Linked DNA regions of Mus musculus: region 1 is linked to region 2. Evidence: chromatin contacts called from ENCODE Hi-C or POLR2A ChIA-PET data. All regions are on one chromosome and are shown on one strand. Each heading gives the region's core, a stretch centred on a gene start or an enhancer-like site at or near the end of the contact. The rest is flanking DNA. Distances are from core to core; before and after follow the strand shown.

Region 1 (6,159 bases), core at 1,206-3,705, 37 kb before region 2:
GGCCTGGGGTTCTCTATGCAGGCTGTCCTCAAACTCACTGAGATTGGCCTCTGTCTGCCTCCCAAATACTGGGATTAAAGGCATTTACTACATTAAAGGCATGACCACTATTCATATTCCTATTAGCCAGATAAGAAAACTGAGGCTCACTTCTTTGAGTATTGTGTTGTGAGAAAATATTTAAATAGGTTGTGCCTTAGTTGGCAGCTTGGAATAGTTACTATTAATCTTACCATGTTGGTGCTCTTTTGACACTCCCAAAAAAATTTTGATTAAATTTTCATTTTGAGCACAGAGCTGGTGGTGCATACCTTTAGTCCCAGCATCTGAGGAGCAGAGGCAGGCAGATTTCTCTGAGTTAGGCAAACCTGGTCTACAGAGTGAATTCCAGAACAGCTAGGACTACACAGAGAAACCGTATGGGACGAGGGATATGAGTCTGTCTTAAACAAACTAACTAACTAACCAACCAGCCAAGAGGGTTTCCTTTTTCAAATGCTCTGGAAAAGGAAACTAAGGTGAAGCCTTGAGTTACTGGTTGAATGGTTACTCTAGTAATGAGATGGCCATTTTCTCTAAACTCTCTATTAGTGTTGCCATTATTAAAATGCATAACCCTCTTCATTTCCTTGAGTTAGGGTTAACTTTAACAGTGCCAGATGCGGTCGCTCTCTCCCTATATGCAGGGTGACCCCTGCATGCTGGATTAAATAAAATTTCTCTTGCTCTTGCATAAAAAAAAAAAAACAAAAACAGATGCTGTCTCTAATTCTATTTGTGTATCTTCTCTCTATCTTCCTCCTGGAGAGTGTGTTCAGAGATTTTACAGTCGTGCTTCTATGCTGGGAAACAGAGAATTCATGTTCTCGTCCATTCCTTCTCTGGTTTGTGAGCACTGCCGTCCCAAAGACTTTCCAACTGCCACCGACTTTGTCATTCCTTTGGGAGCTCCACAAAATTCACTCCAATTAAGCAAGAGTCTAGTGGAGGTATGGCACACAAAAAGGAAGTGGGCAAAGAGTCAGAAATGGGTGAGCGGTGTGGTCCCAGTTCTGCTGGCTGCTAACTAGTCCACTGCAGCGTCTTCATCGGCACCAGAAAAGAACGGGCTGGGCTGCTCTTGTTACTTGTTACCTGGAAACGTGTTACACACACACACACACACAGCACCCAGAACTTATGAATCAGTCATTCTGTTAAGGTTATTCCTGGGAAATTTCTGTACACATTAAAGTTAGAAAAGTTAACAGACTAGGTGCCTTCCTGATGTTTTTCGTAATTATTTTAACTGACAAGTAAAAATATTGTGGGCATGCATGTGTGTGTGTGCGCGTGCGTATACATAGATACACATATATGTGTATATATACATGTTTATGTGCCACTTAGTTATAATATTTTATTATACATAGATTAATCAAACAAGTTAGCAACAATGACCGAGTACTCTCAATAATAATGGAAGTGTAACAAGACTCCTAACTCATAGCATGTCTTTGATCTATAGCCGGTGAAAACTACTTCCATGGCTAAGCAGCATGTTACCGTGGTCTCCCCAATGAGGATGTTATTCAACACAGTCGATTATAAACTGATTTCTTTTTTCTTTTTTAGAAAGGGTCTCACTGTGTAGCCCTGACTGTCCTGGAGCTCTCTTTGTGGAGATCTGCCATCCAGTATCCCAAGTGCTAGGATTAAAGGTGTGTGTCACCACGCCTGGCTTAAATTGACTTTTTATATATACACATTACGAGGAAAGCCGATGATTGGTTTGGGGCATTGAATATCTATTAGTGGAGCCAGATCACTATTTTCGCTTTAACTTTAATTATAAAAAATGTTGATACAATGCTCACTGGAACATGTGAACTTTTTTTTTTCTGCTCCAGAAAGCAGAAGCGCAACGCCGCCGGCTTTCACTTTCTAGTTCTGAAAATGCTTTTTAACTGCCCATTCTAAACTCTCACCCATGTGTGAATTTTTCTCCCTGCTCCGCAACTAGTGAATACTAGGAAAACAAAAATCGATTTAATTGCTGAGCAGAAAAACCAGCATCGGGAACCTTCTGCCACCTAGAGCCACAGAAGCACTCTTCTTTCACCGGAGTCCCCTCCTCTTCCTGACGGAAGCCGCGGGGAAGATGGAGTTAGTCCCGTGAACTTGAGCGGACATATTTTCCAGTTGTCCCAATTTCCCGCCGGACTTTAAACAGTGGAGTACAAGTCTGGAATGTACCATTCTCTTAAATCGGTCAGTGTATCAAAATGGAAACAGTCGTAGGAGTAGCCATAAGGAATCACCGAGAAAAAAATTTTACATTTCTTCTCTATAATATTGTCAAACTTGGGATCTACCAAAATCATTCTGAAACAAGTCATTCAATACCCCGCTGTTACACTTCCGGACTGGACAACTTAGGCTCGCTCTTACATCACTTCCGGGTTCACAGCCGGAGAAACCGGAAGCCTCGCGTGCTGAGCAGTGGTTTGTGCTGTTGATGCGTGGTTATGGGTCGGAGACGAGCGCCGGGTGGTGGGTCCCTGGGCCGAGTACTTATCCGGCAGCAGACTCAGCGAAGCCGCAGCCACCGTCATACTGACTCCTGGGTAAGGAAATCTGTGCTCTCCATAGTCTTTCTGTCTTGTTCTGAGTGCCTCCATGCTACAAAAGTTGGAGCCAGAAGTCGCGCCTGAACAGGGTTTGGAAGCAGACCCCAGCAGGGCGCAGAGAGGCTTGATACAGGACTAGTGTGTAATGAAAATGGGAAGAACCCATCGTGTTGGAATGTTTCACTGTGTTTGAGTTATGCTCTAGAAGCCACGGGCGCTCTTGGATATTTCTATAAAGAAGATAACTTGTTATCGTAAAATTTTGAAACAAAGTCTCCGTATGCAGCCAAGTTTGGCTCAGGACTGCCTTCCTCGTGCCTGTGCCTGGAGAGTTCTGGGTTTACAAGCCGTGGCCACCATGCTTGGATCTTTTAAACTTTCCGATTTTAGTTGCCCAGAGAATCGATCCTCTAGAGATGGTTCCGTTAGAGGCGATCTCTGCTTTGCCTTGTTTTGCCCCCTTGGGGTTTATCGTAAGAAATTGACATTGTCTCTAGAAGCTTAGGGAAGATCGTGGTAGCCTTAAAAAGTAAATGAAGTATAGAAATTAATCCCAGCAGAGTATTTGAGGACATTCCGAGTCCTCACTAAAATCCTGTGCTGAAGTTGTCCCTGGTGCGTGTCCGTTACATCGTCCCATTTCCAAACTCTGAGGAAGACACACATGCTTCTTTCTCAGTGTTCAAGTCTGGACTTTTGATACTACTCTCAATGTACTGGCCTTCGGGAAATAGTGGAGAGGTTTAATTTTAATCTAAAGAAATTCTAACTCATATCCTGATATTTGTTAATCCTAAGCTTTTAATCCTTAATTTCGTTTAAAAAAAAAAAAACTATGTTTGTATCTGTAGTAAGCATATAACTTGGGATGGTATATATCAAACTCAGGGTTGTTTTGGTTTTTTGGGTTTTTTTGTTTGTTTTTTGTTTTGTTTTGTTTTTTTTTGCAAGACAGGGTTTCTCTGTGTAGCCCTGGCTGTCCTAGAACTCACTCTGTAGACCAGGCTGGCCTCGAACTCAGAAGTCCGCCTGACTCTGCCTCCCAAGTGCTGGGATTAAAGGCGTGCGCCACCACCGCCTGTCCAAACTCAGGGTTGTATGAGAAATCAATTAGCAGGTAGCTCTTTTTTTAATGGTCATTCCAGGCAAGTCAGTCTCCCAGCCCTTGGGATTTGGGGCAGAGGAGACTAAGGGGAGTGGGGAAACAGATCTCTACACAGTTCACGATGGCCCTTAAACTTGTGGTCTCTGAGACTCCTGCTCCTTTGATGACAGCATGCACCACCACACTTGGCTTTAAAATATTCTCTCTCATAGATCCCTATGAAATATTTTTAATTGGCCAGCCGAGTCAAGACAGTCTGGGTTCTAGTTCTTCATCAGTACTTAGTTTGGAACAATAGGTAAATTATTTTACCTATTTAAACCTCAGTTTCCTTGATAGTAAAATGAGGACACAATAAAATTCGCTTCAATAAAGGGGGCGTGCCCTTGCTGAGGTAAGAAACTGTTCATTTAAATATTTGATCTTGTTTTTTTGCGTTGTTGGATATCGACACTGTTGACAGCAACGGGCAAGTGTTCTGCTGAGCTGTGCCCCCATCTTAGCTAGGATTAGGTATTGCCTGTGTACATTCTAGAAGAGTCCAGCCACTTTGAGAACATAGGCCAGTACAAGCAACGGTAGAGCTGTGTGGATGCGAAGAGCTTCCACAAGAGAGCTGCCTCACTCTTCACTCTGGGTTTATTCACAGCTGCATACAAGTGAACTCAATGATGGCTATGACTGGGGTCGTCTGAATCTTCAGTCTGTGACAGAGCAGAGCTCCCTGGAGGACTTTCTTGCAACTGCAGAACTTGCAGGGACCGAGTTTGTGGCTGGTGAGTTGTTTATTACCTAGTGCCTGTGACACTGGTCACACTGCCGTCTTGCCTACTTCATATGAATCCAAAAAGCAGTATGGGAAAGTTCCATGAGTGTAAGGCAAAGACCACACTGGTTTTTAAATTCAGCTCTAAAGAACGCTTCAGATGTCAGGCATGGTGGTACATGCCTTTAATCCCAGCACTGTGGAAGCGGAAGCAGATGGATCCTCTATGAATTCCAGGCCAGCCTGGTCTACATCCATTCCAGGCCAGCCAAGGTTACATAGTGAGACCCTGGCTTAAACACAGAACAAAGGTTGTATTTCATCATTGAGTTCAAAACATCCTTGCTGCTGTCTGGCACTTTGTGTTTAGTCACTGTTGTAAGTGTGTTCTAAGAACTCAGATGCTGACAGATGCTGGTATGTTATTTCTCTTACTAGTATAAATGTCATGCTTAGAAAGTCATTCATTCATTTGTTCCAAATACTTTTATTTAGAACCAGTTACTCTCATACATTGTGCTGGCTACTCATAGAATGTTCAAAGATGCATTTTATTAATTTTTAAAATATTCTCTTACATGTTTTGAAGGAAGTCTAAGAAACAGTGGACCTAAGCAGGCTCATAGTAGTTTCTGTATGACAAGATTGGGTGATGAGTAGGTGATTGGACAGAGACAGCTGTTCATAGTGGCGCACACTTATGATCCCAGCACCTGTGCAGCACCTGCCATAGTTTGAGGCTAGCCTGGGCTACAAATAATCCCCAGCTTAGGCTAAGTTGCAAAGCCCTCTCTCCACACAAAAAAGACACACAGGCAGGCAGAGACATCCAGACACAATGTGAAATGGCAGCCTTCTTTGTTCAGAAAATTGTCACAAGTTTGGTTGTGCTGGTGCAGTTTAGTTGGACAGGCTGTAATGAGCACAGACACTGAGGGATGGGCAAGGGCCATATTCCCAGGAGGAGAAAAGGGAAGGCTAAGTATGGTGGCCCATGCCTTTCACCTCAGTGCAGAAGGCAGAGGTGGGTGAATGTCAGGGAATTTGAAACTAGCCTGGTCTACAAGTGAGGCCTTGTCTTTTTTATTTTTATTTTTTTACACTCCAGACTTTATTTTCCTCCCGGTCCACCCTCTGACTGTTCCACATCCCACATCTCCCCTCACCACACACACACACACACACATACACCTCCAAGAGGATGTCTCCACACCTCCACCCCACCAAACCTCCCTACTTGGGGTCCCAAGTCTCTCAAGGGTTAGGTGCATCTTCTCTGACTGAGTCCAGACCCAGCAGTCCTCTGCTGTATATGTGTTGGGGGCCTCATATCAGCTGGTGTATGCTTCCTGGTTGGTGGCTCAGTGTCTGAGAGATTCCGGGGGTCCAGGTTAACTGAGACTCCTGGTCTTCCTATAGGGTCGCCCACCTCAGCTTCTTCCAGCTTTTCCCTAACTCATCCACAGGGGTCAGTAGCTTTTGTTCATTGATTGGGTGTAAATATCTGCATCTGACTCTTTCAGCTGCTTATTGGGCCTTTCGGAGGGCAGGCATGATAGGTCCCAGTTGCCCTGTATGCAGTGGAGCTCCTGGGATGCCTTCAGGCCGCGGTGTCTTCAGGGGAGCAGGAAAGCTATCGATCTGCCCTGACAGAAGGCACTAGCCAAAGGGCAAGGCCT
Region 2 (6,945 bases), core at 2,275-4,774:
GCCAGGGCTATACAGAGAAACCCTGTCTCGAAAAACCAAAAAACCAAAAAAAACAAAAAAAAAAAACAACAACAAAAAAAAAAAAGCAAAAGGATGAACATGAAAATATGTACATTATTATACAAACAAGCCTCATACTCACAGCCACCACCAACACTCTTAGAGGCCCATTCCCTGACGGCTCTGTTCCAGGGGTGGGAACCACGACCTTCTTTCCCTCACTGGCTGAGCAGGACTCCGCCCAGGATGGCCCTACACTTGTGGTGATCCTCTTGCCTTAACCTCTCACATGCTGGAACTATAGGTGCTTGCACTGAACTTTTAAAAGAGGAGTCTTGAACTCATAGAATATTCAAAAAATGGGGGAGAAAGGAGGTGTCCTTGGAGACACACACTGCTGAGCCTGAGTTGAAATGTCATGATAGCAATTTCAAGTTGGGGGTGGGGGGAGAAGGGAGGGGGATGTAAAAGGATAAAATAAACTACCAGAAGAACTTGGAAGCAATCTTTAAAAGTAGAGAGTTATACCAGAAACCCTGGCATGCTGGTGTGCACATCTGAAATCACAGCATTTAGGAGACTGAAGCAGGAAGATCACAAGTTCAAATCTGTGTATCTGAAAAAAGGCAACAGAACAAAAGACTGGAAATGTATCACTTCCAAAGGTTTCTCTCTGAGCCAGGTTCTCTCCAGCAGCGAACAGACCCCTGTGGGGTGTGTTGTTTCTACCCTGGGATTGTTCACCGAAGGCTGTTTGCCACCACAGCCCTTCCTCTCCCTGGCTGTACTTCGTGAGAGGCTGTCGGAACCCTGGTGCCACCACACTGGGCCCTCACCAAAAGGGAAGCTCAGGCAGGAGGCCCCGGGCTCAGCCCTTCCTTCTTAGCAGGACAATGCCTGAGGCCGCACCACCACTGCCAGCAGGAAATGCCTGGGAGAAGCCTGGTGGCCCACTGCCCAGGAGGACAAGCACTTCAGGGCTCTTGCTAGGTTTTCTTTTCAGCAGAGTCTGGACCACGGCCAAAAGGCAGGGGCTAAGCTGCTGGGCTCTCAGTGGCCTGGAAAAGGAAACTGGGGGAGCTTCCAGGCAGGGGACGATGGTAGAATACTACTGTTGGTCCAAGCATTCAGAGGTGCTCTCCTCCGGCTGTCTGTGGCTCTGGAGTCTGACAGTCTCCTGGCTGCAGGTGACAGTTTTTACCCTCGACTGACACCAAATGCTGGAATTTAGGGAGGGAAAACTGGAGTTTGGCTTTTGACCAGTTCAGTTAGACACAAGCGGAAGCAGCAAGTAGCCAGCTGAGCACGTGAGTCTAAAGAATAGAGATGGATAAGACAAGCTAGACAATGCAACCTGCTAAGATTGAATCAGGAAGAAACGGAAAGCCTGTGCAACAAAGAGCTAGATCAGCAGCAGTTACAAACCCACTCAGAGTCCTACCACATGCAAGAGCCAGCCCAGCCTGGGCTACATAGTAACACCTTGCCTCAAAAAAGCAAGCTAAAAGTAAGCTGGGGTGTGGTGGAGGACATCTTTTGAGTGTTTGTATGTTTGGGGCTTTCTTGTTTTGTTTTTTGAGACAGGGTTCTTTGTGTAGCCCTGACTGTCCTAAAACTTGCAATGTAGACCAGGCTGACCTGGAACTCAAAGATCCACCTGCCCCTGCGTCCAGAGTGCTGGGATTAAAGGAATGTGCCATCGCTGCCTGGCAAACGTGGCACACATCTTTAATCTTAGCATTGGAGGCAGAGACAGGCAGAACTCTGAGCTCAAGGCTAGCTTGACTTATATAGGGAGTTCCAGGTTTGCCTGGGTCACATAGTGACACACCCACAGAGGGGGCAGGGGAGGGAGGGAGAGAGAGATGAGCACATAGGAGAAAGAGAGACAGCCCAAGAGGGAGGGAAGGAGGGAGGGAGGCAGGGAGGGAGGGAGGGAGGGAGGGAGGGAGGGAGGGAGGGAGGGAACAAGAAGCTGAGCCATGGTCTTCCTCCCATCACATCAGCTGAGTTTTCTTCCCTGTCTTAGAGCCCGACTTCCTTAGGATGACAATAAGATTAACTTCCATTGGTGGTTTGTGTCACTGCTTGAACTTCAGGGTTTCTAGTGTCACAGGAGGACAAAGGGAGGTGCCATTGTCTGGATTTTAAGTAGGAACTTTTTTGTTTTTGTTTTTGTTTTTCAAGACAGGTTTCTCTGTGTAGCTCTGGCTGTCCTGGAACTCACTCTGTAGACCAGGCTGGCCTCGAACTCAGAAATCCGCCTGCCTCTGCCTCCCAAGTGCTGGGATTAAAGGCATGTGCCACCACTGCCAGGCAAGTAGGAACATTTTAAAGATAGGTTCAGTTCTCTGCTCCAAGTCCCAGCTCCAGGGAGCAGAGGGTGAATTCCAGTCCGTGACGGCAGAGGGGATGTAGTAGATATGGCTACACCGTCATGCACTGACAGCTGCACATATGTGCCTATGTGTGTCTGTGTGTGTGCATGCCTGTGTGTGTTTGTATGTGTGCATTCAAGTGTGGAGTTCAGACAATATGTGTGGTCAGTTATTTCCTCTCTTCCATTAGATGGAAGATTAGATTGAACCCAGGTCTTCAGGCTTGGCAGCAAACACTTTCGCCCCTCGTGATACTACCAAGTTGGTGGTTATGTTTCTCCCTTACACACCCACCCTACCCCTCCCCACCCCACCCCACCCCACTCCACCCCCGAGTAGCCAGGGTTTCTCTGTGTAGCCTTGGCCGTCCTAGAACTCACTCTGTAGACCAGGCTGGCCTTGAACCTAGAGATCCTCTTGCCTCTGCCTCCCAGTGCCAGGATTAAAAGTGTGCACCACCACTCCTGGCTTTGTGGCTAAGTTTAAATATATGGAATTGGAGTGCGTGTGATCATTTAGACCACAGCGTTTTCTTTGCAGTAGACATCAAGGTGGATGGCTGTTGCACAGTCCCAGTACCTGGGAGGCTGAAGCGGGAAGAGTCTTTGAGTTGGCGGCCCACCAGGGCTACACAGTGAACTCCAGGTTAGCCTGGACCACGTGGCAAAACCCTGCCTCAAAAGTAAATAAACAGTGAAGCCACCGTCAAGCTGTGCTCTAAGCAAACTTACTGAAATCGAAGACAATTTGAAAATATTCTAATGGTTTCCTTTAGCGAAAAACCATCCATGTACCTGAATTGTGCGGCACCGTGGTTGGATGGGAGCGGCACATTTCAAGTTTAACCCCTTTCTGGCCGGGGTGGCGCAAGGCGTGCCCTTGACAGCTTCAGCAGAGGGGAAGGAGGAAGCAGAGGCGATGTGTACCCCATCCGTCCCCCACCCCACACTTTTGTGCTGCATCTTTTCAACCAGGGACAACGCTCCTCGGGGTTCCCTCCATCCCCCCACTAGCGCTGGTCCGCGCCAGAGTATTGTCTGGCTTTGGAACCGGGCGAACCCGCAAAGGGACTGGGTGCTGGCGGGGCCCTCCTTTGTGCAGCGGCCGCGCGCGGCTCTACCGCTAGGGGGCAGCCTGCACCCCGCAGAGCCCCACAATAGGCGAGGCTGGGGAGCCGCGCGGTCCGGGAACTTTCCCCGGGGTCGGCGGAGGCTCGGCCGTGCCATGGAGGAGGGGGCTAGCGCCGCGCCCCCGCTCTTGAACTGGGACTACCTGGAGCGCTGCTTCGCCCGCCGCCGCGTCTGCATCTCCTTCGGCCTGTGGATCTGCGCCGCCTGCTGCTGGATCGCTGCCCACACGCTGTAATGGGGACGGGACCCGCGCGAGGGGTGGCGGGCCACCCGCGGGGGCGACTGGGCGTCACTCGCCTCGGCTCCTCTAGGAAGCCTAGGGGGAAGGGGCGTACAGGGGGCGTCCTGCAGGTAGCTCAAGTCCGAGTTCGGATCTGACATTGCTATGTGGACTGAAGTGGAGTCCTTTCTGGACTCCGCGCACCGGGGAAGCTGGGCTGCGAGCCGGCAGCAGGAGGCTGGGTGGTGCAGTGGATGCGGGCTTGGAACAGCTTCTATTGTCAGCCTTTTCCTGGTTGTTGGCGGTGTGAGGGGAGCAAGTGTAAGCCTTTGGGTCTCCTGTGAATGAGGATATGCCTCATAAAATGAATGTGAGGATTAAATAAGGCATAGCAGGCAAAGGACTTAATACGTGCTCATTAAACACCATTACCGCTCTGGCTCTACCACCCACCCTTAGGGACCCTAGCAAGTCCCTCGATGTTTTCTACTTTTAATTTATCCAAAGCTCTTTATGCCAAGAGGTGAGGCAGTGGTTATCTGACTCTGGCCACAGTTTTTGCTTTTGTCTGTCTCCCGGTGGTTTGGCCAGGCAATCCCTGTAGCCTGGGTTCTGTGAGAGCATAGCCTCCAGGTCTTCAGCCACCCTGTCCCCACGCACAGAAACCCAGAGACAGTTTCCAGGGTGGTGCCACCCAAGTATACCCAGGCGGGGGAGAGTGTACAGCATCCCTCTATCCCGACTCCTGCAACTGGCTCACCTTAGCGCTCGGTGGACAACCCCCTCAAGACTGTCTGTAGTGGTTCAGAGAGTCAGCAGTCCATTGCCTAGAGACTGGAGTCCAGGACAGACACTCTGGGCCTGAGTTACATTTCTTCGTCCTCTTGCTCCTCGCCTGCCCCTGTCCCTAAGGCAGGTGCTGTTATCAATCGGATGAGGAGCCTGCTTCCTGAGTGAATAATAATCCTGCCTGTGACTCAGGTAGGCATCAGGGATTGAGCTCTCTGAGGTAGAGGGCTCTGCATGCATGGTCTCCTTTGTTCCGTAGCCATCCTATGCAGCCAACACAGGTAGGCATGCTCACCCCTGGAAACCATGGCTTACAGAAGTGAACTAGTGTGCTTAGAATGGCCGACTTTTGCCCTGCCTGAGGCTAGATGTGCCTCTCTGTTCTCTCTGTACCCCATCACTCCTGAACCCCTCTCCCCCTGTCTTTCTGCAGAGAATGGATCTTGGGGGGCAGGTTGCTAGGTTAAGGTCAGTCTGGGAGTCCTGGCCCCTGAGAGCACAGGGCATAGGGTAAAGCCCTGAGTGGTGAAGCTAGAGGCCTGCCGCTGGCTCACATCATCACCCCAGGCTGCAGGGTCTCCTCTCTCCAATGCAAAGGTTGAAGTAAAGCGTTGTTCATTTGGGTCCACATCTCTTACCCGACCAGTCTTCACTCCTCGAGCTTGCATTGGTTTTAATACCCAGAGCTTAGATTTATAGCTGACGGGTGACACCCTGAGCTTCAGGCTTGGGGCTGGCAGACACAGAGATGTTTAAGGTGTTGGGTAACAACCTTCTTTCTGTAATTATGATCCTTGGGACTGATGCTCAGAACCTAATCTATGGAATCAGAGCCAACCACTCTGCCTGAGCGGATGAAGCCGAAGCCGCTCCCAGCCCATTTCTCTATAAAATCCAGCATGGTTACTGAAACTCAAGTGTGGTGGTGACAGCACTGGTGATATTGCCAGAGAGACCCTGCCCACTGTATGACCCAGGTTCATGAAGGTAGGGAGAGGTGCTGTAGGAGAAAAGCCAGCAGTTTGGAGACCTAGGGAGAGGAGCCCGGAGCACCGTGCTGTTATTCAGTTTGGTTTCCCCTGCTTTATGAATATGCTCAAATTGCTCAGCTGGAAGAAGCTGCCACCCACTGCACAGATGGGTAAGGCGGATCTGACTCTAATTTCAAAGAAACAAATCGCCTTTTAAATTTAGGTAATTACCACTATAGTTAGCTGCAGTGCTAGGGTGGCTTTTAGATCCTGTTTCCCTTTCAGAAGATAAAACCTGACGGCTGGACTGGAGAAATGGCTCAGTGGATAAGAGTAGTGACTGCTCTTCCGGAGGTCCTGAGTTCAGATTCCGGCAACCACATGGTGGTTCACAATAATGAGATCCGACTCCCTCTTCTGGAGTGTCTGAAGACAGCTACAGTGTACTTCCATATAATAAATAAATCTTTAAAAGAAAAAACCTGACAACCAGCTTGTAAGGGCCTGATTTGGAAGAGGAAAAGGAAAAGAGCCCCCATCTCTCCTTAAACTTAATACTTACTGTGTAGTGCAGGCTGGCCTCGAACTCAGAAACCCCTGCTTCTGCTTCCCAAGTGCTAGGATTAAGGTGTTTCAAAACATGCTGAGGCTTGTAAGAATCTGAGGTACACGGCCCTTGCCAGCTGTCTCTGTCTCCCCCTTTTGTAGAAGAGGACAGCATCTCTACAGGAGATCTTCAGTTCCCAGCAGAGCCTTGTTCCATAATGTGTGTGTGTGTGTGTGTGTGTGTGTGTGTGTGTGTGTGTGCTATACCTGGGAGAGGCTGTGTTTTATAGAACAGAGGTGACAGCTGTGTGTGTGTGTGTGTGTGTGTGTGTGTGTGTGTGTGTGTGTGCGCTATACCTGGGAGAGGCTGTGTTTTATAGAACAGAGGTGACAGCTGTGTGTGTGTGTGTGTCTGTGTGTGTGTGTCTGTGTGTGTCTGTGTGTGTCTGTGTGTGTGTGTGTGTGTGTGTGTGTGTGCTATACCTGGGAGAGGCTGTGTTTTATAGAACAGAAGTTACAGCTGCCTTTTCTAGGTGTGTTCTCTGGCCTAGCCTTGAACTCACAGCCCCCGTGTTCTGTTTATGTCCCATCACCTTAGGATTCTCTACCTGAGATGCACAAAGAAGTGTAGCCAAGACCAGTCGACACTGTGCGCTGCGTTCTGCCTCCTAACGAGTCTGTGTGACACCGTGGGGGCGATTCTGGCCAGGCAGCTCACGATCCAGGTATGTCCCACACAGGCCTGGCTTGCTCTGCTGCTGCAGTCACGGGTGCCTCTGTCTTTTCCCTTAGCCTGCAGAGCAGTTTCCTCTCGGAACCTGGACCTGGTCCTTTCTGTCTTCTGAAGTGCCCTTTCTCTCAGTGTCTACATGGCTCAATGCCATCACCTCCTTCAAACACTTGTTCAAAGT

What was found. A loop is a pair of places that touch in the nucleus more often than their neighbours do. ChIA-PET counts read pairs that join two places held with the same protein, here RNA polymerase II (POLR2A).
Region 1: a loop to region 2 is called in a map of left cerebral cortex, with 7 times the contacts of the local background. The contact joins the promoter of Lsg1 here to the promoter of Tmem44 in region 2. A Hi-C loop is called at or near these places in 1 of 37 maps with a recorded cell type or tissue (left cerebral cortex). POLR2A ChIA-PET finds 5 or more read pairs at or near these places in 3 of 5 experiments (Patski and embryonic stem cell).

Annotation. Positions count from the first base shown.
Region 1 is chr16:30,583,885-30,590,043 of GRCm38, reverse strand. Lsg1 (large 60S subunit nuclear export GTPase 1) reads left to right here and starts at 2,455. Exons shown (of 14, transcript NM_178069.5): 1 at 2,455-2,606; 2 at 4,364-4,490. The coding sequence starts at 2,508.
Region 2 is chr16:30,547,157-30,554,101 of GRCm38, reverse strand. Tmem44 (transmembrane protein 44) reads left to right here and starts at 3,524. Exons shown (of 11, transcript NM_001384248.1): 1 at 3,524-3,739; 2 at 6,633-6,759. The coding sequence starts at 3,603.